Regions from separate parts of the Mus musculus genome. Here regions 1, 3, 4, 5, 6 and 7 are each linked to region 2. The links are chromatin loops, found by intact Hi-C in ENCODE. Cell type or tissue: heart. All regions are shown on one strand. Region 1 has its middle 15 kb from the start of Smim38. Region 2 overlaps Ccnd1 (cyclin D1). Region 3 has its middle 44 kb from the start of Gm46023. Region 4 has its middle 20 kb from the start of Gm45181. Region 5 has its middle 9.0 kb from the start of Smim38. Region 6 has its middle 30 kb from the start of Gm46023. Region 7 has its middle 9.8 kb from the start of Smim38.

Region 1 (4,000 bases), 280 kb before region 2:
CTCATCTCTGGATCCTTGGAATACTCTGGGCAGGCAGAAGTCCTGTTATTTCAGTTACCGAGCTGTTGGGAAACTGTGGCCTGGACAGATGAGGCCACAGGCTCAAGGTTGTGGGGCCAACCCTGGGTCAGTCAGGCACAGGTGAATACCTGGTTCCCGCTAAGGAGCCGATGGATACCCCTCATGTGTCCGTTTTTGCCCTCTGCCCATTTTGGGTCCAGTTAGCTTCCCAAGGAGTGGCCAACCCACCCATGGAGCAGTGACCCCCCCCCCCCCAAAGCGAGAGATCCATCCTTCCTCCTCATGCAGCCAACAGGTCCTCCTCCATTGGAGGGGACCAAGATGCACAGGACACTTGGTAGCATCCACAGAGTGATACACAATGTGGACCAGAGGCTGCAAGGTTAAAGGCAGATGAGGCAGAAGGCTTCTTAGAGGAAGCACTTTGAGAGATCAGAGGTTCATTGTTCTGATGAGGGAACAGCAGGAGTGACCCTGGGGAGAGCAAGACCACCTGTCTGCTCTCTCAGAGCCCCACAGAGGTCAACATATCCTCTGTTCACCCACCGCAGAGTGGCACACTTGGTGGGTGGAAGTGGTTGTGTGGTCCAGGCTCTGGATGCCCAAGCTCTTCACTGAAGTTTGTGCCATGGTTGTTCTCAGAGGCCCATTTAGTAAAGGCTCCATCTTCAGAGAGGTGCTACAAGGATGGGTGGAGCCTCTGAGAGGCAGCATCTAGGGCAGGCTTCAAGATGTGCCCTTGAAGGGTACTGTGCAGGCTTCTTGTTTTTTTCTTTAGGTGGATAAGGTGCTCTCTTCCTTCCTTCCTTCCTTCCTTCCTTCCTTCCTTCCTTCCTTCCTTCCTTCCTTCCTTCCTTCCTTCCTCCCTCCCTCCCTCCCTCCCTCCCTCCCTTGCTTGCCTCCCTCCCTCCCTCCCTCCCTCCCTCCCTCCCTCCCTCCCTTCCTTCCTTGCCTCCCTCCTTCCCTCCCTCCCTCCCTTCCTTGCCTGCCTCCCTTCCTTCCTTGCCTCCCTCCCTCCCTCCACCTCTTTCTTTCTGGATCTGGGGCTGGCCTGGAATTTGCTTTGTAGGCCAGGCTAGTCACAGTCTGATGCCTTCCTGTCTCTGCTTTCTAAGCGCTAATATGACAGGTGTGCACACTGTTCCTGGCTTATTTAATTTAATTTAGTTTTGGGAGCTAGGGCTTTACTATGCAAACCAAGCCCACTTAGAATTCATGATGATCCCCCTGCCTCTGCTTCCTCAGTGCTTGGAATAGGTGTGTGGTGCTAGGGATGGAACTCAAGTCCTTGTGCATGCTGGGAAAAATCCCTCTATCAACTGAGCCAGCTCTCATGGAGATCATTAAATAATAACAGTCCTTGATGCCTCCCCATCCCCATCTACAGACGAGGAGACTGAGGCTTAGAGAGGTGAAGGGCTTACCCAGTGAGTCCTGTTGGGGCTCAGACCCCTGCTTTGTGGGTGTAGAGAGGTAGCCCTGTGTCCTCTGCCTAGCATCCCCCAGTAGAAGAACATCTTTAGCCCTCTCCTTCTCTCCACAGTTCAGTGGGTTAGGCCAAGGCCCTGCAACTAGATCCCATGGTCATTCTGTGGGGCCTGAGGTGTATCACCTGGCTCCCATATGTGCCTGAGGTTGCTGGCTAGTTCAGCAGGGGTGAAGGTTGGAGAATGAGCTCTCAGGGCTAGCTGACCTCTACATGCTGCATACATGTCCACACTGTAGCCCGGCTTCTGTCCCATGAATCAATGTATAGGAACTCCTGCCAGGGCCCAGCACACAGTAGGAGTTTTGGGTATCATTTCGCATACTGGAGACAGGAGGTGTCCTGAGAAATAGAACCCAGCACCCGGTCTTCCTGGGTTGCTGGAGCCCCATTTAATTCTGCAAAGGTCAGTTTACTCAAGGGGTGGCAGTGCCTGGGGTGGTGCTTGGCTCTGAGAGCACTGTGTGAGGAGTCCAGAGAGAGCACTGGGCAAGGAGTTGGAAGCCTCATCTGCAAGTCCCCAGCTAACCTAGGCCACACTGCCCTCTCCTGGCCCATGTGCTCCTCACCCCTGATGTGGCCCAGGTAGACTGCTGGCCATGGGACAGGACCCAGACACTGCCTGCTGTTTACCAGGATTCTGCTTGGAGGGTTCCACCTCCTGCCTGCAGCCCTGCTGCGGGCCTCCTCCCCACTGTGTCTGACTCACAACTTTGCTATGTATGCAGAGAACATTCCTGAGCCCCCGCCCTGCAGCAGGGCTCTCTGTGGGGGCAGACTGCAGGGCTGTTCACTGTCCCTGGAGAAAGACTTTTGCTTCCCTAGAAGTGTCCCTCATTCTGCCCTTGGGCCTCTTGGTGGTGGCCACAGCCTGTTCCTGTCTGGGACCTCAGCAAGTGTGTGAGTGTGTGTGTGTGTGTGTGTGTGTGTGTGTGTGTGTGTGTGTGTGTCTGGGGATTTCCTAGGACTAATCACTAGTCATCTTACCACAGAGGATAATGAGTCAGAGCAAGCCAGTACACCTGGGTCATCTATGTTCATAGACCTTAGACAAGTGGGGTTGGCTTTGTGTAAGTGACAGGGGACATGTGGTTGCAGCAATAGCAGCTGCAGGGCCCATGCACCAGTGACAATCATCTACCCAGTAATGTCCACACAGCCTGGCCTTCATAGAAGCTCCTCTTGGTAGATGAAGTTCAGCTGTGTGGCAGAGCCAAGTTCTGTACTACAGGGACCACTGGGTCTTCCCTGTCTGTCAGCAAGGAACCCTCAAGGTTCCCTAAAATCCTCAAGGCCACCCCCAATCAATCCTCTATACTCAGCCCAGGTCTCTGTTTGTGATATTCTGCTGTCCTTCCCTCAGCTGTGGGAGTGTCTGGTACCCAGGCCCTCTGAGTGCACAGGGCTAAGTACTCACCCGCTGTCAGTGACAGACACTGCTTGATGCCTGGGATGCTTAGGATCCTCTGCCGGGACCTGGAGCCTACCCCTGCCCCCACTTCCTTGCAGGAAGGCTCAACAGCCCTGCTGCCTTTGCCTTGCCTTTTCCTCCAGGATTCTGGTCCTGGCCTCACCCCTCTTTCCTGGAAGAAGAGACTCATTGTTTTTGGATTTGCCATGGATCCTAGGAGCCAAGATACATCTGGAAACATCAGGGAGGAACACAGAGTACTGGAGTGAAGGGTATCCTCTGTGGGGCCTTATCTTATGCAGAGGAAGGGAGGTGTTGATGCTGTTGTATTGGGGCAGGTTATCTCATCTCTCTGGTCAGGGTTGGGGGGGTGGTCCATGCCATCTACAGTTTTTGGGGGGGGTCAGTCAGCACATCTGGCAGACACTGAACCTGGGTCAGTGCCCTGTGAGAGCCTTGCTGTGACTCAATGTGATCATCTTAGTGTGGTGACTCTTGCAGGAATTCTGGGAAGGGACAAACCAGTGTAGGTAACAGAAGGCACTGGACTGGCTCTAGCAGCCTAGGCCTTTAGGTTGCCTGCACCCTCCAAGAGGGCCTTCATTGCTCTTGAGCAGATCTATCCCATAGAAACATCATATAGACACCGGGGGCTGAAGAGTGGCTCAGCGGTGGTTAAGAGACTGTATTGCACGGCCACTCTTGCACAGGACCAGAGTTCAGTTCCCTGCATATCTGGTGGCTCACAGCGGAACTCCAACTCCAGTAGATCTACTGCCCTCTTCTGGCCTCTGCAAACACCTGCACTCATGTGCACAACTTCACACAGACACATGTAGATAATTTAAAGGAAAAAAAAAGTCAAGTGTTGGAGGCCCAAGCCTTTAATCCCAGCATCCATTGGGTAGAGTCACATAGATCTCTGTGAGTTAGAGGCCAGCCTGATCTGCATAAGGAGATGTCAGCCCAGGGATACATAGAGACCCTGCCTGTCTCAAAACAAAACTAATTAACAACCAACTAACTAATTAAAAAGAAATCTTAAAGGTAAACTACTTAAGAGGATGCTGAAGTTTTGAGTT
Region 2 (4,000 bases):
AGACTCCGCGCGCTCCGGAGACCGGCAGTACAGCGCGAGGCAGCGCGCGTCAGCAGCCGCCACCGGAGCCCAACCGAGACCACAGCCCTCCCCAGACGGCCGCGCCATGGAACACCAGCTCCTGTGCTGCGAAGTGGAGACCATCCGCCGCGCGTACCCTGACACCAATCTCCTCAACGACCGGGTGCTGCGAGCCATGCTCAAGACGGAGGAGACCTGTGCGCCCTCCGTATCTTACTTCAAGTGCGTGCAGAAGGAGATTGTGCCATCCATGCGGAAAATCGTGGCCACCTGGATGCTGGAGGTAAGAGACTTTACAGGCTGCTAGCTTGGGACCCCCTGGCAACTTGTTGCTATCACCAACATCTTCCTCCCTTCTCTTCCCTTCCGTCACGGAGTTTTCCGGGTGCGTTGCTAGGACTCGGTATTCACAAAATAAATAGATTGGGTCCTTTTGAACGAGGAAGGTTTGGGAGTTGGGAAGATGGGAATTCCTTTTCCTGGTGGAGGGCAGTCGGGGAGGGGTGCCTTCGAGGGAGGACGGTGTCAGCGACACCACAGAGGGTGCAGGCTGAGCTTCTGTGGCCCCCGCTTGTGCCCCATTCCTGCAGCGCCTCGGCGGGGGCCGCCCCTGCGCGTTTCGCCAGCTCAAGGGGGGAGGGGGCATAAATTTGATTTTTAAATTAATATCCATGGACACGTATGCAAGGGCCGCTCGTGCCAATATTATGCGCCATCTTTGCTCCTTTATTGCAAAGCAAAAAGTGTTTATTAATAATTGGGGGCAGGGCAGGGAGCGGCAGTAGGGGCGCTGGGACAGGCACGAGGGGCCTCGTGGCGGCCGGGAATCACTAAATAAGACAGTGTGAGGAATATTTGGGGTGGGGGATTCTTTGTTCAAACAGCGGACCTGGGTACCCCGCACACGCTGCCTGGCCCAGAGAAAACGCCAGGCTGCAAGGTCGCGTGGCCCCCTAGTCAATGAGACTGACTGTTGTGCGTGCGGTTCTGGATTTGGAGGAACCTGTCTAGGTCAAACTGGGGGCGGAGGGGGACAAAAGCACATTTTCAGATGTTCAGCAGGAGACTCAGGGGTCCCAAAATATTTTAAAATAATTTTTAAAGTGAGGCATAATGCCCTTGTAGAGGCAAACAGCGCCCGCACCCTGCAAAAGGGGGGCCCCCGGAGTTTGAGTTGCTGGAGCTCACCCCCCGATGTCCACTGAGCTCCTGACCCTCGGCTTGGATCAAGGGTCGTCCGATGGTTATTTTCAGGTCGTTTTTAGGCACCTAGTTATTTTTTAAATATTTTTAAATATTTTTTGAAAAGATGACGTCTGGGAAATGCAGCGCGGCGGCCTGGGACGCCACCATTGTGTCTCGCGTGCGCTCGAGCGGCGCCCAGCCCCCGGCGCCCCGCCAGCCCCGCGGTGGGGTTCTCTGGCTTGTGGCTTCCTAATTTCAACAGGGGACCGGGGTCTCCGTGGCCACCATTGCTTCGACCGGCCCCGCCAGCTGCCCAAAGACTTTCCCTTTCAGTTTCAGGGTGGGTGGGCACTGGGAACCCTCGGAGCAGGAGCGCATCCCAGGGAGTTGGCCACCGGAATCCCTCTCTGTGCAATCTAGGAGAAGGGAATGGGGTCGTATCGAGCGACGCCCCCCTCCCACGTTGACGGTCAGGGTCCGGATCCCCGCAGGTCTGTGAGGAGCAGAAGTGCGAAGAGGAGGTCTTCCCGCTGGCCATGAACTACCTGGACCGCTTCCTGTCCCTGGAGCCCTTGAAGAAGAGCCGCCTGCAGCTGCTGGGGGCCACCTGCATGTTCGTGGCCTCTAAGATGAAGGAGACCATTCCCTTGACTGCCGAGAAGTTGTGCATCTACACTGACAACTCTATCCGGCCCGAGGAGCTGCTGGTAACCACGTAACCCACCACCGACAATCCCTCTTTATGCTGGGTGGTGGGAGCTGCAAATGGCAGGAGATCCAGCCATCCATGGACAGATCTCCTGCCCCACGAAAGGCACCCGCACCGCACCGCACGACACCGAAATGGCAGTGAGCAGAATGCCAACCCATTCTACCTCTGTGCCCGCCCTCTTTCCGTACTGGACTCCCCACCATGTCTGTGGTGAAACCACTCTGAAATGTGGGCGGTGTGCGCCCCCTAGCGACGTGCAGGCCACGGCGCTGGCGGTGGGAGATTCTTTTTGTCCGCAGTCTGTCCCCTTAGTATTTCTACAGGCACATTTTGTTGTTTACCTGTATGGGGTCCCGGGTTGACCCAACTCTTTAGACCTTCTCGAATCAGCCTGCCTTCCTTTTGACCGTGTTCCTCATTCTCTGCAGCAAATGGAACTGCTTCTGGTGAACAAGCTCAAGTGGAACCTGGCCGCCATGACTCCCCACGATTTCATCGAACACTTCCTCTCCAAAATGCCAGAGGCGGATGAGAACAAGCAGACCATCCGCAAGCATGCACAGACCTTTGTGGCCCTCTGTGCCACAGGTAAGGCTCCACCCCCATTCTTCCCAGGAAGAGCGGGCTCCTTGCCACTCCCCCTGGGGTTAAGGCCTCTTTCCTTGCTATCTATTCTGAGCCCAGGGTGCAGATAGTTTGTTGGAGAGATAGATGATACTGGGTGGCACATTCTCTTGGCTAGTATCTTGGAGACCTAACAGAATGACACAGCTTCCCTGTGCCAACCTTTCCACTGCCAGGAAGTGGTACGGCCACAGCATGCTTTCTGAAGAGGTTTTTGCCTCTTTTCCTAGGCTTCCTGCCTTGCCTCTGTTCTTAAGGAGCTCGAGCTATAGAGCACACACACACACACACACCAGCTTCTCCCAGGCTGAGCCACCTGCTAGGGGTTCCTACATGGATGGGACAAATGGTCCAGCCTCAGCCCCACGAGCTACATACAGTACAGTCCCAGAGCAGGAACTTAGAGGCCCCACCAGGGGTACTGCAGGCCAGTACTTTTTGGCTGAGTCCTGGGAGGGTTGGCTGGAAACAGAGAAACTAGAACCTCCCTATGACTCCTCCAAGGGACCCTCCCTGGCCCCAGACCCCAGGTAGATTAGGCTGACATAAGTCATGGTAGACAGCCATGCAGGAACCCACACACATAGACAACCCTGCTACTTCTGAGTGGTTTCAGTACTACTTCTGACAGCTGCTCCTCACCTCTAACTGAGAACCCTACCCAGGAGGCTTAGCAATATTGAGGGGGTGTGGTGTTCTCCCACCTGTTGAGGACCCCCTTCCTCTGTGGCCCTGATCAGACCTCAGTTGCTATAGCTGTTTGGCCTGTGATGTCAGAAGGGCCGGTAGAGTATCTCCCCCCACCCCCAACCTCCACCTCACCCCCGCTGTCTCAGTGACATCTTCTTATGTCTGACAGCCCCATAGCCAGTGTTTCTAAGCTGCTGGTGTGAGAATTTGGAAATTCTAGCTTGCCAACTACCTGCCGAGAGTGCTGAGCCCGCCCCAAGGGTACCAAACAAGGGGGTGGCAGATGGGAGTAGCAAGGCCATCAGTAGGCTGGAAGGATCTAAGGGGTGGGGGTGGCCCTGCTGGCAGTCAGGGAGGCAGCTGGCTGGGGTTTCTCTGAGGAGAGCGGAGCCTTTGGAAGCTCCAGGCAGCCTTTTATGGAGCTGAAAGTGCCTTCAGAGAGGCAGCAGAGTTTCCCAGAGATAACTTGGGGATGGAGAGGCACAACCTCCCCCAGGATAGTTCTGGCAGTAGTGTGCCCCTCCCGGGACCCCTAGATGCCAGCAGAGTAACCAGTAAGCGCTATATCTGGGTACAGCTGGACTCAGCTCTTCCAGCTCTCCTTACTGCCTTTGTCTGTGCCCCTGGAATACAGGTGGGGGTAAAGGACAGCTTGGTGACCTGCGGTAGGCCAGTGTTCTGTGGTCTGGAGCATTTGTTTCTCTGTAGGAGCAACCAGCTCCTTTGTCACACAGGAACCACTTTGGGAAAAGGCCAGTGTGACATCAC
Region 3 (4,000 bases), 87 kb before region 2:
CATGGAGGCCTTTAGCACAAGCTGTGCCCTGGGTCAGTTGGTGCATCCCAGAGACAGAATTGTAAAGTATGGACAACAGCCTATTGTTCACATTTGAAAATAATGACAAAAGAGAGCCACTGTCGGGCCTGGGTATACAGGAGGCTGAGTGTGGAGGAGGCTAAGTGTGCAGGAGGCTGAGTGTGAAGCAAACACTTGGGCTGCAGAGAAAGGAAAACCTTCACAAGTGAAAAGTGGAAATTCTAAATATGGAGCTGGGAGGGGAAGTGGGAAATCCCCCTCCACCCCAGCCCTGTGGCTCTCCACCTTACCTTACCATCTGACTTCTGGGGCCTGGGTGCTGGGGATGGAATGCATGAAGGCCTGAGGACTGGGGAATGGAGACTGCATTCTATTTTAAATTACATCAAAAAGGAATCTGAGGGCTGTGGAAATAGCTCAGTTAGTGGTGCTTACTAAGTAATCATGAAGACCTAAGCTCTGATCCCCAGGGATGGTGTGGCACACAAAATCCCAGGGCTGAGAGACAAAGAAAGAAGGATCCCTGAGGTCTGTTGGCCAACCAGCCTGGCCAATTGTGAAGCTCCTGCTTCAGTGAGTGTCCCAAGTAGGGTGGGAGGCAGTGAAGGAAGACACTGAGAATTGGCCTCTAGACCCCATGTGGATGTGTGTGGGCACACATGTGCATGCACGAATCTTATCCATGTGGATGTGTGTAGGTATAGACATGCACATGTGTGTGCATACAGGACTATTCTCTGCTATCCTCAACCATCTTTTGTTGAGCTCTGAAATGGCTACACTATACCCCTGAGCATCCAGTATCATTGGAAACTTCAAGAGACACTGGGCTGGTGACCATGGTGACCCATGAAGCCTGTCGTGGGACCATTCAAGAAGGTGCTGGATGTGTTGGCCTAATTTTGGGACCATGCCATCCAGCCACAAAAACATCCCTGAACTTTAGGGGAGGCATGGGTAACTTAAAGACTGCTGTGTAGTCTCCTTTGTTGGCTGCCCAACCCTGGAGGCCCTGTCCCTAGCCGCGCCTGCCAACAGAGGCAGAACCAGAAGTCAGGCATTTCCGATGGCTCTTCCCACCGGAGAAGGAGGCCAGGAGGCCATCGGGTGATGGGAGCCCTAGCACCAAAAGTTGGCCTCCAAAAATAGCCCTTTCATCCTGTGTTGGGGGCTGTGGGCTATACCCCTGCAGGAAAACAGACAGAGCATATGGAAGCTTCCAATGACTGCACGAGGTACCAGCTGGCCTTTGAACCTGACAATCCTGTCTCCACCATTGTGCAAATCACACACATACTCAACTCCCAGTCCACAACTGAGCTAGGCTGGGCCTCACAGGTGTATGCCCAGGAATCCTCAGAGGGAACTCTCTCTTACTCTGGGCTAGGAGAGCTGTGGCTACTGCCCTGGGAGCATGTCCCTTAGAGATGCTACTGTGTCGCTATCATGGAGGCTGTGCCTGGGTTGTGAGCAGGCATGACTCACAGGCCTGCTCAGCGGATTCAGCCTCTGGAGCAGTTTCCTGCAGATAAGCCCGATATACAAGGGAAACCTGGCCAGGAGGGTGTCCTTTTCAGAGCACTTCCTCCAAGCCCCCTCCACCCCCGCCCCCCCCCCCGGGCTCATTTGTCATTCCAAGCATAGTTTCAGCTGCACTAAGGGATTTCCTCATTAAAGTCAACTTCCTCCTAGGTTAACTACACCTCTTGGCATCTGAGACCATCCCATTTTCTGATTTATTTATTTATTTATTTAACTCCAAGTCTCATGGTGGGTGGGGCTCTACTGCCCTTTGGGTGGACCTGCCAGCACCTAGGCAGCCTGGCAGGACAGGGCCTCCTGTACAGGCTGCCTCTCTAAGGCTTTCTCCTGCAAGATGAAGTTTTGGCCTAGACTGTATTGAGGGCTGTAATGGTGGGGGGTGTGGATGTTCCATATTAGCTTGCAGTGCCCCCACCTCCCTTGGCCCTAGCCAGCCCCAGCCCTGTAGACTGGATTCCCATCTAGATCTGCCAGGCACAACTATGGGCTCCCAGGAAGTGGAGGCAAGGAGACCCCTCAAGGCAATCTTGAGTGGGGTGAAGGACAAGGGGCTTCCCTTAGGACCTAGCAAGGTTGCTTGAGATTAAAAAGTGAAGCTAGAGAGAAACAGCTCACTGGGTTGTGGAGTACTCAGTGAAAGGCCCAAGCTCTGCTCTTTGTCTCCAGGCCTTTCACATCCTGCAGCTCGGTGAATTTTAGCCAGGATAGGTGATTTCCCAGAAGAACTGCTGGTGCCGGCCTGGCAGGCTTTTTCCCAGATGGAACCAGATAAGATGAGTTGTGTTTGGAGCTGACCACTTAGTCAGGAAATGAGGTAGCACTGTGGGCTATTTTAGGGCAAGATTCCAGAAGGTCCTCTTCAGCCAAGTAGAGGCCACCATGGCCTTCCTGCTGGGAAGAGTAGACAGTCCACATTGTATAAGGTACCTGTGCCTAATGGGACTTGTGGGCCTGTCTCTAGAATGGGGGTGGGGTGAGGTACAGACTTACCAGGGGCATTCTGACAACTGGACAGAGGGGGAATGGTTGTTTAACTCAAAGCCAGCTGGATGGAGCAGGGGGCTGGTGCCATGAGATCCGAGATCAAGCAGAAGGAAGAAAGAGTATAGATGTGGGAAAATGGATGGGTGGATGGACAGACGGATGGATGGATGGATGGATGGATGGATGGATGGATGGATGGATGGACGGATGGACAGGTGGATGGATGGATGGGTGAATGGGTGGATGGATGGATGGATGAATAGATAAATGGATGGATGGACAGACAGATGGACAGGTGGATGGACAGATGTATGGATAGATGAATGGATGGGGTGGATGGATGGATGGATGGATGGATGGATGGATGAACAGACAGATAGATGGATGAATGGACAGATGGATGGATGGACAGATGGATGGATAGATGAATGAATGGGGTGGATGGATAGATGAATGGATGAGTGGATGGATGGACAGATGGATGGATGAATGGACAGATGATAGATGCTGAGAGGAAGGAAGTAGGTAGGGAAGCAAAAATGAGATTAAGAAACAAATTAAGGAGCAGGAGTCTCTCCTACAACCCCTGGGTGGCTGCACTGGTAAGGGGATCCCTGTGTGGCTTCCTTGCCCTGAGGTAGCAAGGAAGGACAGGTAGCATGAAAGGATGGGTCCACAGAGTTTCCCTCTCCCCTTCCTAGAAGGCCTCCCTTACCGTGATGGGCCAGCCTCCCAGGTCTGACTGTTCATGGCTACCATGGAGAACCACCCAAGTTCCGACGGGTCTGGCACCAGCAGTCCTGGGCCCAGCACAGTAGCTCCAGCTTTGGTGTGGTAGTTTGAGTGAGAATGTTTCTCATACATGCTGGCATTTGAACACTTGGTCCCTAGTTGGTGACACTGTTTGGGGACATTTAGGAGATATGGCCTTGCTAGAGGAAGTATGTCAATGGGGATGGGCTCTGGACTTTAAAAGCTCCTATAATTCCCAGTTCACTCTCTTTTGCTTCCTGCTGGTGGTTCAGGATGTGAGCTCTCAGCTTGCTGTTTTAGCCACCATGCCTACCACCATGCCTGCCATCCCCCCCACCATGACAAACTGTAAGTCCAAATAAACCCTTTCTTCTATAATGTGCCTTGGTCATGATGTCTTATCACAACAGAAAGAAGACTGATACTGTGAGTGTGCCAGAAGGTTCTATGTCAACTTGACACAGCTAAAGTCATCTGAGACGAGGGAGCTTCGACTGAGAAAAACGCTTCCATAAGATTGGGTTGTAGGCAAGCGTTTAAGACATTTTTGAAATTAGTGGTTTGTGGGGGAGGACCCAGAGGCTGCGTTCCAGAGATAGCCAAGGTTGTACCTTGGGCTGTGGCTAGACTTGGTAATGTATAAGAGTCACCCAGGTGGTACTGGTTTTGGAGGCATGAAGGGATCCTGAAGAGCAGTTAA
Region 4 (4,000 bases), 210 kb before region 2:
ACTTTCTCATTGACCTGGGGCTCACCAGTAATGCTAGACTGGGTGGTCATGGAGCCCAGAGATCCTCCTGCCTCTGCAATTGATCCTCCCCAATGATGGAATTCCAAACACAAGCCACCCACTCATCTCTTTGTAGATCCTGAGGCTCAAACTCAGCTTCTCATTCTTGTCAGGCAAGACTGAGCCATATCCGCAGTACCTCTCCTCTCATCTGTTCTGCTTGCTGCTGTCTTCCTCCCTGAGGCTGAACTCAGCTGCACCTCCCTCTGACACTCACCGTACCCCCACCCTGCAAGTGACCCTGCAGGTGACCTCTTGTCACTGCTCAGAGCTTCCTGCCGCACCCTGAAGTCTCTTGTGTGAGTCTGCCTCTCTTGCTTTTGTCTTTCTGTGAGAGAGGCAGTTATTCCTCTTTGGCTTCTGTTATTGACAGTTCATGTACAGTTTCTTTATGCAAGTTCTGTGAATTTTTTTTAGATTTATGTGTGTGTATATGTGGTATGTGTGTTTGTGTGTGTATGTGTGTGTGTGTGGTGTGGTGTGTGTGGGGGTGGGTGTGGTGTGGGTGTGTGAAGTGAGGACGCATATGAGTGTAGGTGCCTGTGGAGACCAGAAGAGGGTGCTGGATCCCTGAAACTAGAATGCCACGTGGTTTTGAGCTGCTCACCATGAGTGCTGGGAACTGAGCTGGATCCCTTGTCAAGTGCCACCTGAGCCATCTCTCCCACTCTGAGATCTCTGGATTCTGACAAGCACATAGAGTTGTGGAATACCTCACTGTCAAGTCACACAGTCCTGCCATCACCCATGTCTTGTAGTGTGATGTAGTGAGCAGTCCCACACGTGTCCCAAGGAATTGCTTTTATCATTAGCCCCTGCTGCACCACAGATGTGTTGAATCTGGGACTTGGCCCTGGGGTTATGGACACCTGAAGTCTTAAGATCCACACAGTATCAGTCTTAGTGTCTGAGGAGGCTTCTTGCCTGGTGTCAGGTCAGGGCCTTCTTGCTGTTGAGGTGTGTGTGGAGGAGAATCGGCCTTCTCACTCTTTCTGTAAAGACACTAATCCTTTTGGGTCAGGACTTCTTACTGCATCTGTTCTCAACCTGGGGGTCATGACCCCTTTAAAGGTTTAAGAACCCTTTCACAGGGCTCGCCTAAGACCACTGAAAAACACAGGTATCTACACTACTATTCATAATAGAAGCAAAATTACATTTATGAAGTAGCCATGAAATAACTTTATGGTTGTTGGGAGTCACCAACCAACCATACATGAGGACTGTATTAGAGGGTTGCAGCATTAGGGAGGTTGAGAACCACTGCCTCTTGACCACTTTTAACCTTATTTTGTGTCCTCAAAGCCTTATCTCCAGATAAGGGAACAGTTAAAATTAGGGCTTCCATATATGGAGGACACAGTCTTGTTTTCTGTACCTCTAATTTGTCCTTTCCAAGAATATCACAGAACCAGAATCTTACAGCTTCTAGCTTTTTGGCATCTTGTGTAGCAACAAATATATTACTATTCCTTCTATTTACCTTGCTGTATAGTACTCCACCAAACATCCTACTGTTCATCCATTGTGGAGATTCTTCTATTCAGTGGGATGCTGTAAGCAGCATTTGCAGGTTTTCACAATTCTTCCTAAAAACACACACAAGATTCCACTAGTATGCCTGAGCATCCATGTGTCCCTTTCTCTTGGGTACAGGTTTTAGGATTTTAGATAAGTTTATACTTTTACAAGCAGCTCTTTCCCATAATGTTTGAACTAACTTCCATACGCTCCAGGAACACATGCCTTCCTGTAACTGCATCCACAAAGCACACTGTACTGTGAGGGCCCCTCCCCAAAGAATAAACAACTAGTTATCAATTGTTTGACCACTTTAAGGAGTACATCATAGTATCACAATGTGGTTTTAGTTTGGTTGCCTTGGTGACTGGTGGAGGTGAAGCCATTCACATGTATTCTCTTGCTCAGGGGAAAACCTCATTCAGAGAGTTGGCTCATTGTCAATCATGTATCTTATTTTCCCACTGCTGAGAGAGTTCCAAATTCTTTGTCAATTATGTGGCTCACAAATATTTGTTCCTGGCATGGTGTGTGCCTTTTCATTCAGCAGGAGATAGTTTTAGTTCTGATGACATCCTGTTTAAGGATTTCTTCATATATCTATATCTATGTTTGTGCTTATAATCTATAATCTACATCATCTGTATCTATAGAGAGAGGTATTAGATTGATTTTTCTTTAAGTGTGTGTGTTTGTCTGTGTGTGTGTAGGTGCCCAGGGAGGCCAGAAGAGGGCATTTGATCCCTTATAGCTGGAGTGGCAGATGACTGTGAGCCACTTCATGTGGGATTTGAATGCTAGGTCTCATGATTGAAGAACAAGCACTCTGTTGTTGTTGCTGCTGCTGGTGCTGCTGCTGCTGCTGTTTTGAGACAGGGTTTCTCTGTGTAGCCCTAGATGTCCTGGAACTTGCTCTGTAGACCAGGCTGGCCTTGAACTCAGAGACCCACTGCACACATCACCACTGGCTTCAGTAAGCACTATAACTGCTGTGTCTTCTCTCCAGCCCTAGATTTTTTTAAATGTATTCATTGTGCCTCCAGAGAAATTGACATGAGATCTTTACCTAATCTAAGGTCACAAAGATTTAGGTCCTGTTTCTTCCAGAATTTTCCTAGCGGATTATTATTATTATTATTATTTTGTTTTTGTTTTTGTTTTTGTTTTTCAAGACAGGGTTTCTCTGTCCTGGAACTCATCTGTAGACCAGGATGGCCATGAACTCAGAAATCTGCCTGCCTCTGTCTCCCAAGTGCTGGGATTAAAGGCATGTGCCACCACTGTCCGGCATAATTTTTTTTTTTTTTACATTATTAATCTTAGTAAATCTAAGTTTGTTCTTGAGGTACAATGTGATCGGGTTTCTTTTACCACTGCTTTCTCACTATGATGAACTGTCCCTGGAACTGTGAGCCAAACCAGACCTGTCCTCACTTAAATTGCTTTTGTCAGAGCTACTGAAAGATTAATACAGGCACAGTCTCGCTGCATTGCCCAGGCTGGCTTTGAACTTACAATCCTCCTACCTCAGCCTTGCTAGCGGCTGGACTGACAGGCCTGAGCCTCTAGGCCAGGATCTTGAATACATCTCTAACAACCTTTGAAGTCCCTGGCTCCTGTATCCTCCATCTGTCACCCGTGGGTCTATTTCTTTTGACTGGTTTTTCTCTGCATCAGAGTCTCTGGCTATTTTTTGTTACCAGAGTCTGGTAATTTTTGTTCAGATGCTCGATGCATTCCATGGGACTCTGTTCTGAGCTTGGATGTGTCTTGCTTTACAGTGATGCTGGGGTTTGTTTCCAGAAGAGAAGTTACACATGGATCTGGTTTTGTCCTCTAGAAGCGTGTCCCAGAACGTTGTTAGGGCAGCTCCTGGGTGGCCTCTGCCACAGGATTAGCTTTCTGTGACTAAAGCACAGTCTTCCCAAAAACTCTCCCAGGACCCAGCAGCAGATTTCAGCTGTGGCTGGAGGACACTGCGAGTGTCTCTGCCCACAGGTGGGTCCCCAGCTCCCAGGTGGCAGAGGTCTCCCAGTCTATCAGGGCCTCCATCCCCACCATTAATGACTCAAAGATCCTGTTACTATTTTGGAAGCCACTCTCTTCCTGACTCCTTTTTTAGTGCTCTGTCTTCTGACTTCCAGCTGTTTTGATCTCCGGAAGATCCCTCTCTGTCTCTTTAACTCAGTGATGTGGTCTGGGAACTGCCCCTGATAGAATATCATAGTGGTTCCTCATATTGTCCAAGGCCTGGAAAAGATCTCAATTTCACTACCCCTAGTTTTCCAATTGTTTCCTTTCTTTTTACATGTTATTATTATCTGTGTGTGTGTGTAATAGAAAGGTGTGTATGAGTGTGTGTATGCATATGACAGAGACAGAGAGATGTGTGTATGTATAATAGGGTGGTGTATATGAG
Region 5 (4,000 bases), 280 kb before region 2:
GGGGTTCTGTCCCCAGACTGCATGGGCTGGGCATGAGGGTGCATATCTGCCACTCTAGCACTGGGAAAGTGGAGGCAGGAGGATCAGAAGATTACAATCATGTCTCAAAAGTGTGGTGCCCTGAGGCTGCACCCATCCGTGGGGGTGTTGATAGGGTGAGGGACGTTTTCTTCAATGGTTTGGCTTCTGGCAAGGCGGTCCAGGCTTTTTCAAACAACCCCATTTGTGCTCCCATAAGCAACCTTAACGGGCTCTTTGGGTCATACACACAGAGACAAAAGTAGAAAGGAACTAGTTATGAACACACACACACACACACACACACACACACACACGAGAATATGAAAACGTCACAAAGAGGGCCATCGTGTATCATTACTGTATACTAATACAAGGCTGCTAGTCTGCAGACCCATTCACACATTTACACAGGATTCAGTGATGTCCCTGTAAAATTCACACCCACTCCCAAACTCCATATACTTGGAAAAAATGACCTGGTTGATGTAATTAGTCACAGAGAGGACACCATGCAGTAGGGTGGGCCATGATCCAATGGCTCTGTCCCTTAGAAGAATGCCACAGTCAGAAACACGAAACTGTGGGGAAAAAAACCCTTGATGTCATAGTGATGTGACCAAGAAATCCTAGAGCTCTCAGACCCTGGAGCAGGCAGGAAGGGCAGTCTCCAGAGCCTTCTGAGAGAACGGCCCAGTTCACACCTTGAGGTTGGACTTCTGGCCCACAAGGTTCAAGACACTTGGGTTGAGGTGCTGTCCTGTGGTGTCAGCCAAAGTGGACAGATAGCTTGACACTTGTCTAAGATGGCTGTGGTGCTCAACATTTATTATTGTTTGTTTGTTTTTGACTGGGTTGTGGATGTCCTGAAACTTGCTATGTATAGGCCAGGCTGGCCTCTAATTCAGAGATATGTATGCCTCTTCCTTATGTGTATGGGATTAAAAACATGTTTCTCAGGACGGTCTGTCTAGGAGGTGGGTGAAACTTACCTCACCCTGTTGTCAGCCCCGTGCCAGGCAGTGACATGAAGGGGTTCTGTCCTCAGTCAAAGGACCTCAGCGGTATGCATGTGTTGAGAGGGTGTGGGCGAGAGGTAAGCCTGAGTCAGAGCCTCAGTTCTGATGGGAGCTCTATAGAAGAAGCTCTTGTCTATATTCTCAGCACTTGGTCATTGATGTAGGAGGGTTGTCATGGGCTACAGAGTGAGCTTGGGCTAGCCTGGGCTTCAGAGCAAGACCCAGTGTAAGCAAACAAAAAACCAAAACAAATATTCTCGGTTTTTGCTCCTGCTCTACTGTCTCCTGGCCAAGTGATCTAGAGGAGTCACACCTTTGTCAGCCTCTTCCATATCTGTTAGATATGTCAACTCTGGTTTCTGCTTTAGAGACTGCCATGAGGATCTGGGGGAGAAATGCCCCTTGTTCCTGTGTCCCTTAGAATGTAGCTCCGAGCAGGGCTTTGGGGAGGGAATGGTCAGGGACTTAGAGTTCCTTGTCTCTGCCTGTCACCCATTATCTCTGTCTCCATATAGCTATCTCCATCAGCCCTTGCTGACTGTAGCATCATAGCACCAGCCCCAGAGAGGGGGCAGGGACATTGTAAAAGAAAACAAAAAACAACCCCCCTGGCTGTTCGTGTCTTCTGTAGTTTTCTATTGATGTCTCAAAAGAGCTGAGCCCTCCCTGCACCAGTGTGGTGGGTCTGAGTGGCTGTCACCCTCCAGGACTCCTTCATTTGAAGGTCCACCTCTTTTGGTTTTTGTCCTCAGGGTCTGCTCAGCACTTCAGTCGTCCTAAGCAGACTGCCAGGGGGGCTGTTCCTACTCTGACACCCAGAGGTCTTTCCCTGCAGGTCTGTCTGTCTTTGTTGCTTCTGACAGGCCACTGTGGGGAGCCAGCAACCATCAGGGCTCGGGGCTGTCCCGTGTAGATGTGTGTGGCTGGAAAGGTTCCCAAGCAGGGACATTTCTATGGGTCACAGGGTCTCTGCATAGATCACTTGTCTTGCCATCCTAGGGCCACACAGGTGGGGGCTGCCACATGTTTCCAGGAACACATGCAACCCTGCTGAGGAAGGCACCCAGGCATTTCTCCTAGAGCTTCCTGTGTGTCGTCCACACACAGCCACCAGCAAAGGGTGGGTACAGACATGATGGTGACCCTCCATTCAGGAGGAGGAAACTAAGGCCCAACAGCAGGGAGGTTAGTGGGTGGGTGGGGTAGTGGGTGGGTGGAGTTGCTGGGGAAGGGAGCTGCTTTCCTCCCTGCTGGAGCCCCACATTTCTGCCTCTAGATGGGGCCTGTGGTCCCTAGGACAGTCCACATTTCCAGAAAGCTCTGAGCTCTTGTTTTTCTGTATGGCAGATCTGTCAGGCAGAATCAGTGTGGAGTATGAGGGCTCTTCAGCAGGAGTGGAGGTACTCCATGACCCCCTAAGTGTCATCTGCAGTCCTTCTTGCAAGTACTTGGGCTTCTCCAGTGGGGGAGCAGCACCCCTCTTTGGGGCCCCTGCAGACCCCAGGCCTCTCTCTCTGGCTTTCCCTGCTTCGAGTTCCCCACAGAGAACTGTGGAGCCCCAGCCTGTTCCTCACCAGTGGGCCTGGAGGGATCCCTAGGAGAGGCGTTTGACTTTGTGGGCAGGTTTAGGTTTTCTTGGTGACCATAGCCTAGAGGAGTCTGGGAACATTCTGAGGACAGGTCAGTAAGAGCTCTGGCCTTTCCGTCCCTCTCTGTGAGCAAAGTCCCCAATTTTTCTTTTTGTCCTAAACACAGGCGAAAGGGGAAGTGTCCCTGGAGACAACCTTAGGAGCTTGGGAGGAGATACAGAAATAGTCCAGGCTGGACATCTTGACACCTCAGACTTGCTAGGTGACACTGGGTGACAGGATTTTCTGGGCCTCAACTTCCTCTTCCATAGCAGCAAGGGCAAGACTGGCCAGGGACATGACCTTGAGGCTACAGCTCACCACTTAGCCCAAGTTCAAAGACTGGACAGGGCTCTTTCTGACCCCTATCCTCAAGTCAGTGCAAGGGTGTGGCTTTGGGGTATAGAAATTCCAAGCAATAGTTATCATAAAGGAAAGGTGACATTTAGGATTTGTTTTCTCCGTTTGATGCTATTTTATACAGATTTCAGTGGCTCAGCTGCTATTAACCCAGGGCAGCTTGTTGCCAGAGCCCCTTCACTCTGCCTCTTTGCTTCCAAACTCTGCCCCCACAGCATGGCCTGTGTTCTGTCCCTGTGGCTTTACCTGTTCTATAACATTCTATCACTATCTGCGGCAGTATCCTTGTGCTTGGCTCTTGTCACTGTCCACCAATTGTTGGCTGGCTATGCCTGCAGCCTGGGTGCCTGTGGCTTGCCTATTGCTCAATATCACATGAGCCCCATGGCTGGTGCCAGGCTGTCAGAATAGGAATAGACCGGAACTTGATTTCTTATCTTCTCGTTGTGTCCAGATGAGTAGCTGTGAGCATGGCATCATAGACATTCATGCCCCGTCTGTGTGGCTGTGGCTGTGGTTTCTGTCTCATTCATTCTGGTATTGGTCACATTTTTTTCAGACAAAATGCCTGATACAAGGAGCTTCAGAGAGAAGGGCTTTGTTTCAGTGTACGGCTGAGGCTCCCTGGCCCTCCTGCCTGCTTGACACCTTCCCATCAAAGGTTCATCACCTTTCCTGTCTCCTTTCTCATGTTCCCAGAAGAGGATAAAAGGGAGCCTCAGAGAGTGACCATCGACAATATCTAATCTAATAAGGCTGCTCAAAGTGCTGGGTGCATGTGTCATACCTCCAGGAGCACTTAGGATGCTTAAGAATTCTTGTGTGTGGTGGACGGTACACTGTGGCTGTTCAATAAATATCTAGAGTGCAAATACATGAATTTGGAGTTCCCCACCTGGCAGCACCAGGCACGAGTCTACCGGCATTCAGATTTGATGTTTCGCGCTCTCTGCACTGCTGTTGATTGGTTGGATC
Region 6 (4,000 bases), 160 kb before region 2:
TCAGGTGGATGTGTGGGTGAATGAGTAGACATTTGCTGTGTGGACAGATGAGTCAATAAGGAGGTATGTGTTGGTTGTTTGGATGGACGAATGAATGGGTGAATGGAAGATGGGATATTGATGGATGGGTGGATGCTAATTGGTTGGACAGGTAAATGATAGAAGGGAGGATGGTTGAGTGGGTGGATGGGTAGATGTTGATTGGATAGATGGAAGGGCGGCCAGATGTTGGTTGGATGGAGGGATAGATGCACATATAGGTGGGGAATGGGTAGACTCAGGGGTGTGCGAATATGTAGTTAGATGGACCAGGTAGAGTGTGGATGCATGGGGGACAGATAGCATGGGTAACTATTGGATGGATGGACAAAGGATGGTGAACAAAAAAGGCTAAGGGGACACATGGCTGACGAGTAGACAGATGATGAGAGAATGACCAGCAGGTAATTAACCAGAACATTAAATAAGAGGTTCAGAATCTGGAGTTGGGGCACTGTATTGGCCCACTCAAATGAAGTCAGTCACCCATCAATGATTCCAAGTGTGTGTCTGTCAGAAATTGTGTGAGGTCCTGGGGCCACCTCTAAGAACCAGGCACCGTCCATGTCCCCCTGGGGCTTGGGCTGTAGCTAAAAAGCTGAATAATGTACAGAAACGCAACGGTGCATTCAAAGGGACACTGCTTGCAGGTCTGATGGAGCCGCCAGGCTGGGATGCTTCAGTTACAGGAGATGGGGAGTGGCTTTGCCTTAGTTAACAGTAAAGCCTGAATGAGAGGCAGCCAGCTACATGAAAGTCTGGGGAACACACAAGAACGACAGACACGGAGGCCCTGAGGCGGGGACGAAGTTGGGCTTACTCACTTTAAAAGGCTTTATTGCACCTCAGACAGAATCAGAGTAGGGAGTTGAAGTCTGAGATGACAGTCAGATATGGGACAGGGACTCAGGGCTTCATAGGCCATTTAAGACACAGATCGGTCTCACTGGGAGGTAGAGAACTCGGGGCTGACTTGTGGCTTGGCTGTGGTGGGACCAGGAGAGAAGGGCAGCGATTCCCCAGTGTTTGAGCAGCTGGAAGAACAGTCATTCCTAGGGATGGAGGAGACAGGCTTGGGAAGCAGGTGACTCAGCCTGGATAAGGAGCCAGCAGGCTCTGGATCTGAGCCCAGGTCTGGAACCCCAGTCCTTTAGTCCCCCAGATTGTCTTGGTTAGTCTCTTCACTTCTAAGATCTCTGCACCTTCACCGGAAGGTGAAGCTTTGGGTTGCAGTGGCCCGGTGCTCCTTTCTTTAGTGGCATCCATACCCGCACATCGAACTTCCGTAATAAACTTCCAGTCAGAAAGACTGCTGTTGCTATGGTAATAGCACTGTTGATTGATGTGGATATGAGGCTTATTTTTAATGGTGAGAGAAGTAGGAGTGTGTGAGTTGTGTCGGTATGACAGTGATGATGGGTGGTGACAGTTAACGTAGTGGTGGATCTGACAGAGGAGGTGTTGGCGGTCCCGGGTATGGTGATAGCGCCCTTTGGATGGTGACAGTGATGAGGGGATGGTGATGATGCTGGTGCTGTTGGTAGTAGTAATGGCAGTGATTAATAGTGGTATGGATGATGGTGATGGTTTTGGTGGTGATGCTGCTGATGGTGGTAGTGGTGATGACAGTATCGGTGGTGGTGGTGGCAGTGGCAGATGTCAGTAACTGAGACAGATATGCACAGTGACACCTCACACGTGACATGAGGGTGAAGTAGTGAAAGGCAACCTGAGGTTGGGTTCAGAGTCATGATCCCTTTCTGCTCTACCTAGGAACCTGCTTGCTCTCGTCTACGTCTCTCCAAAGCTGCAGTATCTGAGTGTGCTCTCCCTTCTGGACACACCGAGGATCACAGTTACTGAAACTTGGAGTCTCTGGAATTGATCTAGGACTTGAAGGTCTTTGCTTCCCATGGCCACCGTGGCATCTGTGATCTTTGGTGGCGCTGGCTCTGACCTTCCTCCATGACAACATCTTCTTTGAAGAACCGTGTGCCTTTTTCAGTTCTCATAGTGTGGTTTGGAGGGACTGGCAGTGTGAGGACTCTTCTCTGACCACAGTCACAGTGGGGTAGGCATGTGACACAAGCTGACCAAGAGTCTCCCTGTGACTTTTCCTACCCAGCCAGCAGGGGGAGCTGTCACTTGGCTCAAGAGACAAGGGTGACAACTGTCACCTTTCTTATCCCGAAGGGTGCCTGTCTGCAACTGAGGACACCAAGAGAAGCAGAGACACAAACAATGAAGGAAGCTGTGGAGACAGAGGTAGTGTGGACGAAGACGGTCAAGGAATGGTTGCAGAGAGAAGTCAGTGGCTGTGTTTGAGCACCTAGATCCAGCTGTGCCTGAAGATGACAGGATACATCCATCCTGAAGCTCTGAGTCTTAGGAGCCACATGACAGTCTCTGGTAGTGAGCTGAGTCCATGTGTTTTGCATCAGTTCCCAGTGGCTGACCTCCTCCAGCTCCTAAGACCCCAGAACCTTCCTAAGAAAACAAACTTATGACAGGGCTAAATTCTCAGTTTGGGGACAAAAGATTCCTGTCTAGTCAGACCCAAATATGGCTCCTTTGCATCTTCTTTGCTAGGAACAGACTGGGACTGACCCAGCTCCAGCCAATGCTACCCAACCCCCACCATGGACACCACAGCAGCAGCCCTGCTAGGATAGCTTCTTTTCATTTTACAAAATCTCACAACTAGTTAAACCAATACAGGATGGCAGGGGCAGGAGAAAGATGTCACCTGATGGCTATCCTGATGTCAGAGAGAAACCCAAGAGACCCAGCAACCTACTCCTCAGACTTCTTGAGGTGCATGCCTTCTGTTTCCTGCCCGTGAAATGATAACTTAGGGCTTTGTTGGCCACCAATACATTCTAGAACCTTCCTGGATGAGTGTGGTGGCTGCTTCCGTGTTGCCCATAGCTTGATGTGCCCCAAGCTGTATCTGTAGGCCATTCCCTACTTCCTGTTATGAGATACAACCCAGGAGAACTGTGCCAGGAATACCTCAGAGTTGTGACACATTCAAATTTGAGAATGATCAGAGAAGAAACACTGTACTTATTTTTGACATTGTGCACAGGTGACTTGCTGCACTGTGTGTGTGTGTGTGTGTGTGTGTGTGTGTGTGTGTGTGTGTGTGTGTGTAGGGGGGTGGCTATCACGGAGGCAAGGACTACAGACATTATACGAGCTCTGCATTTTCATGCTCTCTGAGACATTGTGAGCCACCTGGGTAGATGGTGACAAGGCCCATATTGGTGACAACACAGATTTTATGTATTTCTAAAGAAATCAGGAGGCTGGAGGGATGGCCCAGCTGTAAAACTACTTGCTGCTTTTGTAGATGACCCGAGTTCAGTTCTCAACATTGACCTTCAGTGGTTCACAACCACCTGTAACTCCTGATGCAGAAGATCTGATGCCTCCTTCTGGACTCTGAAGATACCTACACACACACACACACACACACACACACACACACACACACACACACACAATCTTTGAAAAAGAAGAAATGGAGATGGGAGGCAGCTGAGGAAAGGCAGGTGGCTTCGTTAAGGTGGCCAGCCATGTGGCTTGCCAGGGACTTTCCTGATTGGTTTTGTCATTGAAAGTCCCCATGGTGGGAACTATTGCTTGGGAAAACCAGGACAGTGGGTCACCCACTGCCCTACCTTCCGGGGCATGTCCCCCAAGGGCTGTGTCACCTCTGGCACGTCCTGTGCCTACTTCTAGGACATTTGCTTCCAGGCTGCCTCCCACACTGGCTTCTGGGAAAGTGTTTGCCTAGCAGAGCCCAGTCTGACACCCTCAGGCTTAGCCTGTAGCTCCCAAGGGCTGGCAGCACACTCTGGCCCCAGGTCCCCCATGTCCTGGAAAGAAGGGGAACCAGAACCCATTCCCACGAGCTGGCTCTTCTGTGACCACCTGGGGAGACTGGGAAGAAGTATTG
Region 7 (4,000 bases), 260 kb before region 2:
TCACTAATCCCAAATTGCTGGCTTTTTAAAGGAGAAAAATAAAGCAGAAAACATGCCACAAAGCAAACCCTCAAATCTTCTGGAGTCAGAGAAAAGGGCAGGAGAGCCAGATTCAGCTCTCTCCTTAACTCATGGCTGCAGCAAAATATGACAAGAGCGACTTAGGAAAAGAAGGGAGGAAGGGAGGAGGGAGGATGGGAAGGAGGGAAGAAGGGAGGGAAGGAGAGGAAAGGGGGAGAGAGAGAGGGAGAGAGGGAGGGAGAGAGGGAAGGAGGGAGGGACGGAGGAAAGAAGGAAGGATTAATTTTCTCCTAGTTGGAGGGTACTTTCCACCAGGGCAGGGAAGGTGTGGCAGCTGCTCAAACTGTGACTGAAGAGAGGAATGTGTAGCCCGCATGAATGTTGGCACTGTCTTCAGCTCCCTTTCTTTTAATAAAGTCCAGGAGCCAGCCATATGGCACATTCCTTTAATCCCAGCACTTGGGAGGCAGAGGCAGTCAACTTTATAGTTGACTGGATGACTTTTCTTGGAAAATGGAATACAAGCAAACAAACATGACTTCAAATGACAATAACAGATTTTAGTTAAACAGACAGACCCATCTAAATAGAGACAAACCATATGCACAGCATCCTAGTCTCCCTTCAGTGATTATAATGGAACACCCAAGGCCGGGGACTTTATGAAGGAAAGAGGTCTATTTTGTGAACAACTACAGAGGTTCCAGAGCACAGCACAGACATCTGCTTGGCTTTAATGACACTGTCATAAAGGATGACTGAAATGTCTGGAGTGTACAAGTGGGGAGATCCCATAGTACGTGGAAGCGGACCAGAGGGCAGGGGTCAGCCTTGTTCTTTGTTAACAATTTCCCTTGGGAACTAACTGGGCTCCTTTGGGAAACTTAATCTCATTGGAGGAGGGACTCCCAATGACCTAATACCTTCTCATTAGGCCACTCCGCTTTTTTTGTTTGTTTGTTTGTTTGTTTTCAAGACAGGGTTTCTCTGTATAACCCTAGCTGTCCTGGAACTCACTTTGTAGACCAGGCTGGCCTCAAACTCAGAAATCCGCCTGCCTCTGCCTCTTGAGTGTTGGGATTAAAGGCATGCGCCACCACGCCTGGCTAGGCCTCTCCTCTTAAAGGTCCCACAATGTGGCAACCTTTTCACACTGGGGACCAAGAACATGAACCTTTAGGGGGCACACTTCAGCTGTCTCAAACTATAGCTAGAGGAGGCAGCATCAAAGACCCTATTTGTTACATTTATTTATTTGTGTGTGTGTGTGTGTGTGTGTGTGTGTGTGTGTGTGTGTGTGTGTGTGTGTGTCAGAGAACAACTTGCTGGAGTTGATTCTCTCCTTCTACTTCATAGGTCCTAGGGATTGAACTCAGGTCTTCAGGCTTGGTGGCAGGTGCCTTTGCCTAATGAACCCTCTTTCTGGCCCAATACTGTATAAGAGTCACACAGAGCAAGGGAAGAAAAGCAGGAGCCTTTGGAGCTGCAGCAGCCACTGTGGGCATACAGGCAGGGGGTGCTGGTTTTCCTCTGTTCTGTTTCAAGTACCACCACCAATGACAGTGTGGACAGTACAGATCTCAGCACTGGTAGGAAGTCACAGCCTGAAATCTCAGCCCAGTTTGGGCCCCAGACTTCAGGCATCTTCCTTGCTTGGCCTCCAGTGCTGGTCCTGGGAATGAGTCACAGGTTCTAAAAATAAAGTGGAGGGAGCTTTGAAACTGTGTGCTTCCTTTTTAAGCCAGCTGTGCTTGCCTAGGGATCCCCCCGACTGCTGGGTGCGGGTGTCAGGAAAGGCTTGGGGGCCTCTGCCTGCCAGCAGCTGATGGGGGCTCTTTCTCCATTAGCAAGCAACAACATGTGCTGGCCCCTGTGCAGACTCAGCCCTGCGCACTGGGAAGCTGGGATAGTCCCTGCCCACAGTGGCTCCATACTGTACCGAATGGAGAACTCCATGTGGGGAAACAGCTACCATATGGGAGGAGAGTCTTGGGCTGTACACAACAGCAGGGTGCCAGGGAAGCACACCCACAGAGGGAGGGAGAGGGAGGACTACAGTTCTGAGAGGCAGATGGGTGAGGGACTGATGCCCCGGGTCAAATATGCAGGGTAAGCAAAGCCTGAAAACCAGAGGACTAGATCAAGAAGTGACCCTCAGCAGGGAATCTTAGATAACTCACCACCACCACCACGACAAAGATCACCTGGGCAGAGTCCTGGCCATCCTGTGGCTTTGACTCTCCAAAGCTGAGGCTCAGAAACACAGCCAACCAGCTTCCCAGGGAATTCATCTGTTTCCCAGAGCTTGGGCATGCTGATCTTAACACTGCATGCATGGAGGAGAGGTGAGAGATATACAATACCAAGGCGGGTTGGATCCAAACTGTGAGGGATTTGATGGTTGCCTAGGAGTTTGAACAGTAGTGCACACGCAGGCAGGAGAGAGCTATCAGGGACTTAGAGGCTGGGGAGCAGGAGACAAGTGCCTTAGGTCTGGATTGAGAATTAGTACTGGGAGCCATGAGGGTGATTGGCTGATGAGGGGGCTGGACTACTGCAGTGGTGTGAGAAAGGGTTAGGGGGTCCGACAGAGTTGCAGGGAGAGTATTTGACTAGGTGTCCCTTAGATTCAGGAGGGAACCCTGAAATAATTACAGGAGACACATGTAGAGTGTAAGAGAATAGAGGGGAGGGAGGGAGGGAGGGAGGAGGAAGAAGAAGATGGAGGAAAGAAGATAAGACGAGGAGGGAGAGGAGCAGGAGAAGAAGGAAGATGGATGGAAGCTAGCTGGCAGGAGGAAGGAGATAAGTAGCTAAATGTGCAGGACCTGTGTGGAGTCAGCTGGCTCCATGGAGGAGGCTGCAGTCTGCAGGGTGGCCTCACAGCCTCCACTTTCCATCTAAAGCCATCTGCCAGGGAAATTGCTTCTGTGGAGCTCTGGATGCTGTTCAGTGCTCCAGCTGATGAGCGAGGCCCACACACATGGGGGAGGACTCTCTACTCAAAGTCTCCAAGTATGAGTATGAATCATATCCCAGAACTCCTGTGGCTCTGGCAGGTTGACACATGAAACTCAGCAGCGTGGGGGCAGCCTTGTTCTTGTCTTTGCAGCACATTTATATGGGCATGGATTTTCCGGGAGGGGCCTGTAGATGCACATCTTGGTTATGATGGAGGGTGGGTGGATCCATGGCCTGTCTCTGCTGCATGATCTCCAAGGTTATTGTGAATCTCAGGGGATTTGAGATCCTCCAGAGACATGGCTCATGCCGAGGTTGTGCTGTGTGTTGTATTTTATTCATTTTGAGATAGGGTCTCACTATGTAGCCCCGTCTGAACTTGTACTTCATGTATAGACTAGGTTAGCCTTGAACTCACAAGACTCTGTTGGCTTCTGCCTCCCAAGTGGTGGAATTAAAGGTGTGTGCCACCAGGCCTGGGCCTTATTTTTACTTTCCTTCCAGTGTGTGCCTGCCTGTGTGTGAGAAGTGCATCCACATGATTTCTGGTGTCTACGGAGCTGGAGTTACAGACAGCGGCAAGCTGCCCCATGTGAGTACTGGGAACTGAACTCTGGTCCTCTGTGAGAGCATCAAGAGTTCCAACCCCTGAGCCATCCCTCCAGCCCTGTGGACCTTTTAGGATGTCTTGCTTTCCTGAGCCCAGTGGCTGCAAAGCAGCCTCACTGTCACTTCCCCCACCAGCAGGGGGTCGCTCTAGAGAATCCGCTTGCCTGGCTGTATTTCCCTTGCTCCTGTGTTCCTGGGCTTGAGGATGCTCGCTTTGCCACATGCTCCTACCAGCCTTCCAAATAGGTTTGACTGAGTAGGGAAAGTCTCAAGACATAAGGGCTTCCCGTCTCTAGACCAGTGGGCTGAGTTGCCATTCATAAGCTGTGACTTACCCCTCAGAGGCCAACCATCTTTAGTTCTGTCTCATGGCGATCTGCCTAGCACTAGACTCTGGATCATCAATGGC

What was found. A loop is a pair of places that touch in the nucleus more often than their neighbours do. Peaks named below come from ENCODE experiments on the same cell type or tissue, not always from the same donor. Only the 100,000 strongest peaks of a DNase experiment are listed, where the experiment ranks them.
Region 1: a loop joins it to region 2, with 3 times the contacts of the local background. A loop is called at or near these places in 4 of 42 quality-filtered maps.
Region 3: a loop joins it to region 2, with 5 times the contacts of the local background. A loop is called at or near these places in 11 of 42 quality-filtered maps.
Region 4: it touches region 2 in a loop (3-fold over the local background); 5 of 42 quality-filtered maps call a loop at or near these places.
Region 5: it touches region 2 in a loop (5-fold over the local background); 2 of 42 quality-filtered maps call a loop at or near these places.
Region 6: it touches region 2 in a loop (4-fold over the local background); 11 of 42 quality-filtered maps call a loop at or near these places.
Region 7: it touches region 2 in a loop (4-fold over the local background); 7 of 42 quality-filtered maps call a loop at or near these places.

What each region holds. Positions count from the first base shown.
Region 1 is chr7:145,220,644-145,224,643 of GRCm38, reverse strand. It overlaps a transcript of Tpcn2 not described here. Among named protein-coding and RNA genes, the nearest start is that of Smim38, 15 kb to the right of the region's middle. In heart, CTCF peaks have their summits at 2,070 (motif pointing left) and 3,698 (motif pointing left); DNase peaks (open chromatin) are centred at 2,223 and 3,073; H3K27ac peaks cover 3,480 bases.
Region 2 is chr7:144,935,800-144,939,799 of GRCm38, reverse strand. Ccnd1 (cyclin D1) reads left to right here. Exons shown (of 5, transcript NM_007631.3): 1 at 1-304; 2 at 1,698-1,913; 3 at 2,347-2,506. The coding sequence starts at 107. Among named protein-coding and RNA genes, the nearest start is that of Ccnd1, 2.0 kb to the left of the region's middle. In heart, a CTCF peak has its summit at 2,172; DNase peaks (open chromatin) are centred at 19, 649, 1,459, 2,089 and 3 weaker places; H3K4me3 peaks cover 2,417 bases; H3K27ac peaks cover 2,738 bases.
Region 3 is chr7:145,023,196-145,027,195 of GRCm38, reverse strand. No RefSeq gene overlaps it. Among named protein-coding and RNA genes, the nearest start is that of Gm46023, 44 kb to the left of the region's middle. In heart, no CTCF peak of the experiment used is centred here; DNase peaks (open chromatin) are centred at 1,085, 1,505, 1,925 and 2,345; H3K27ac peaks cover 1,860 bases.
Region 4 is chr7:145,144,788-145,148,787 of GRCm38, reverse strand. No RefSeq gene overlaps it. Among named protein-coding and RNA genes, the nearest start is that of Gm45181, 20 kb to the left of the region's middle. In heart, a CTCF peak has its summit at 2,280 (motif pointing right); no DNase peak of the experiment used is centred here.
Region 5 is chr7:145,215,112-145,219,111 of GRCm38, reverse strand. It overlaps a transcript of Tpcn2 not described here. Among named protein-coding and RNA genes, the nearest start is that of Smim38, 9.0 kb to the right of the region's middle. In heart, a CTCF peak has its summit at 2,314; a DNase peak (open chromatin) is centred at 3,401; H3K27ac peaks cover 3,121 bases.
Region 6 is chr7:145,096,691-145,100,690 of GRCm38, reverse strand. No RefSeq gene overlaps it. Among named protein-coding and RNA genes, the nearest start is that of Gm46023, 30 kb to the right of the region's middle. In heart, a CTCF peak has its summit at 2,170 (motif pointing right); a DNase peak (open chromatin) is centred at 2,210.
Region 7 is chr7:145,196,270-145,200,269 of GRCm38, reverse strand. It overlaps a transcript of Tpcn2 not described here. Among named protein-coding and RNA genes, the nearest start is that of Smim38, 9.8 kb to the left of the region's middle. In heart, a CTCF peak has its summit at 1,520; DNase peaks (open chromatin) are centred at 1,679 and 3,029; H3K4me3 peaks cover 409 bases; H3K27ac peaks cover 3,543 bases.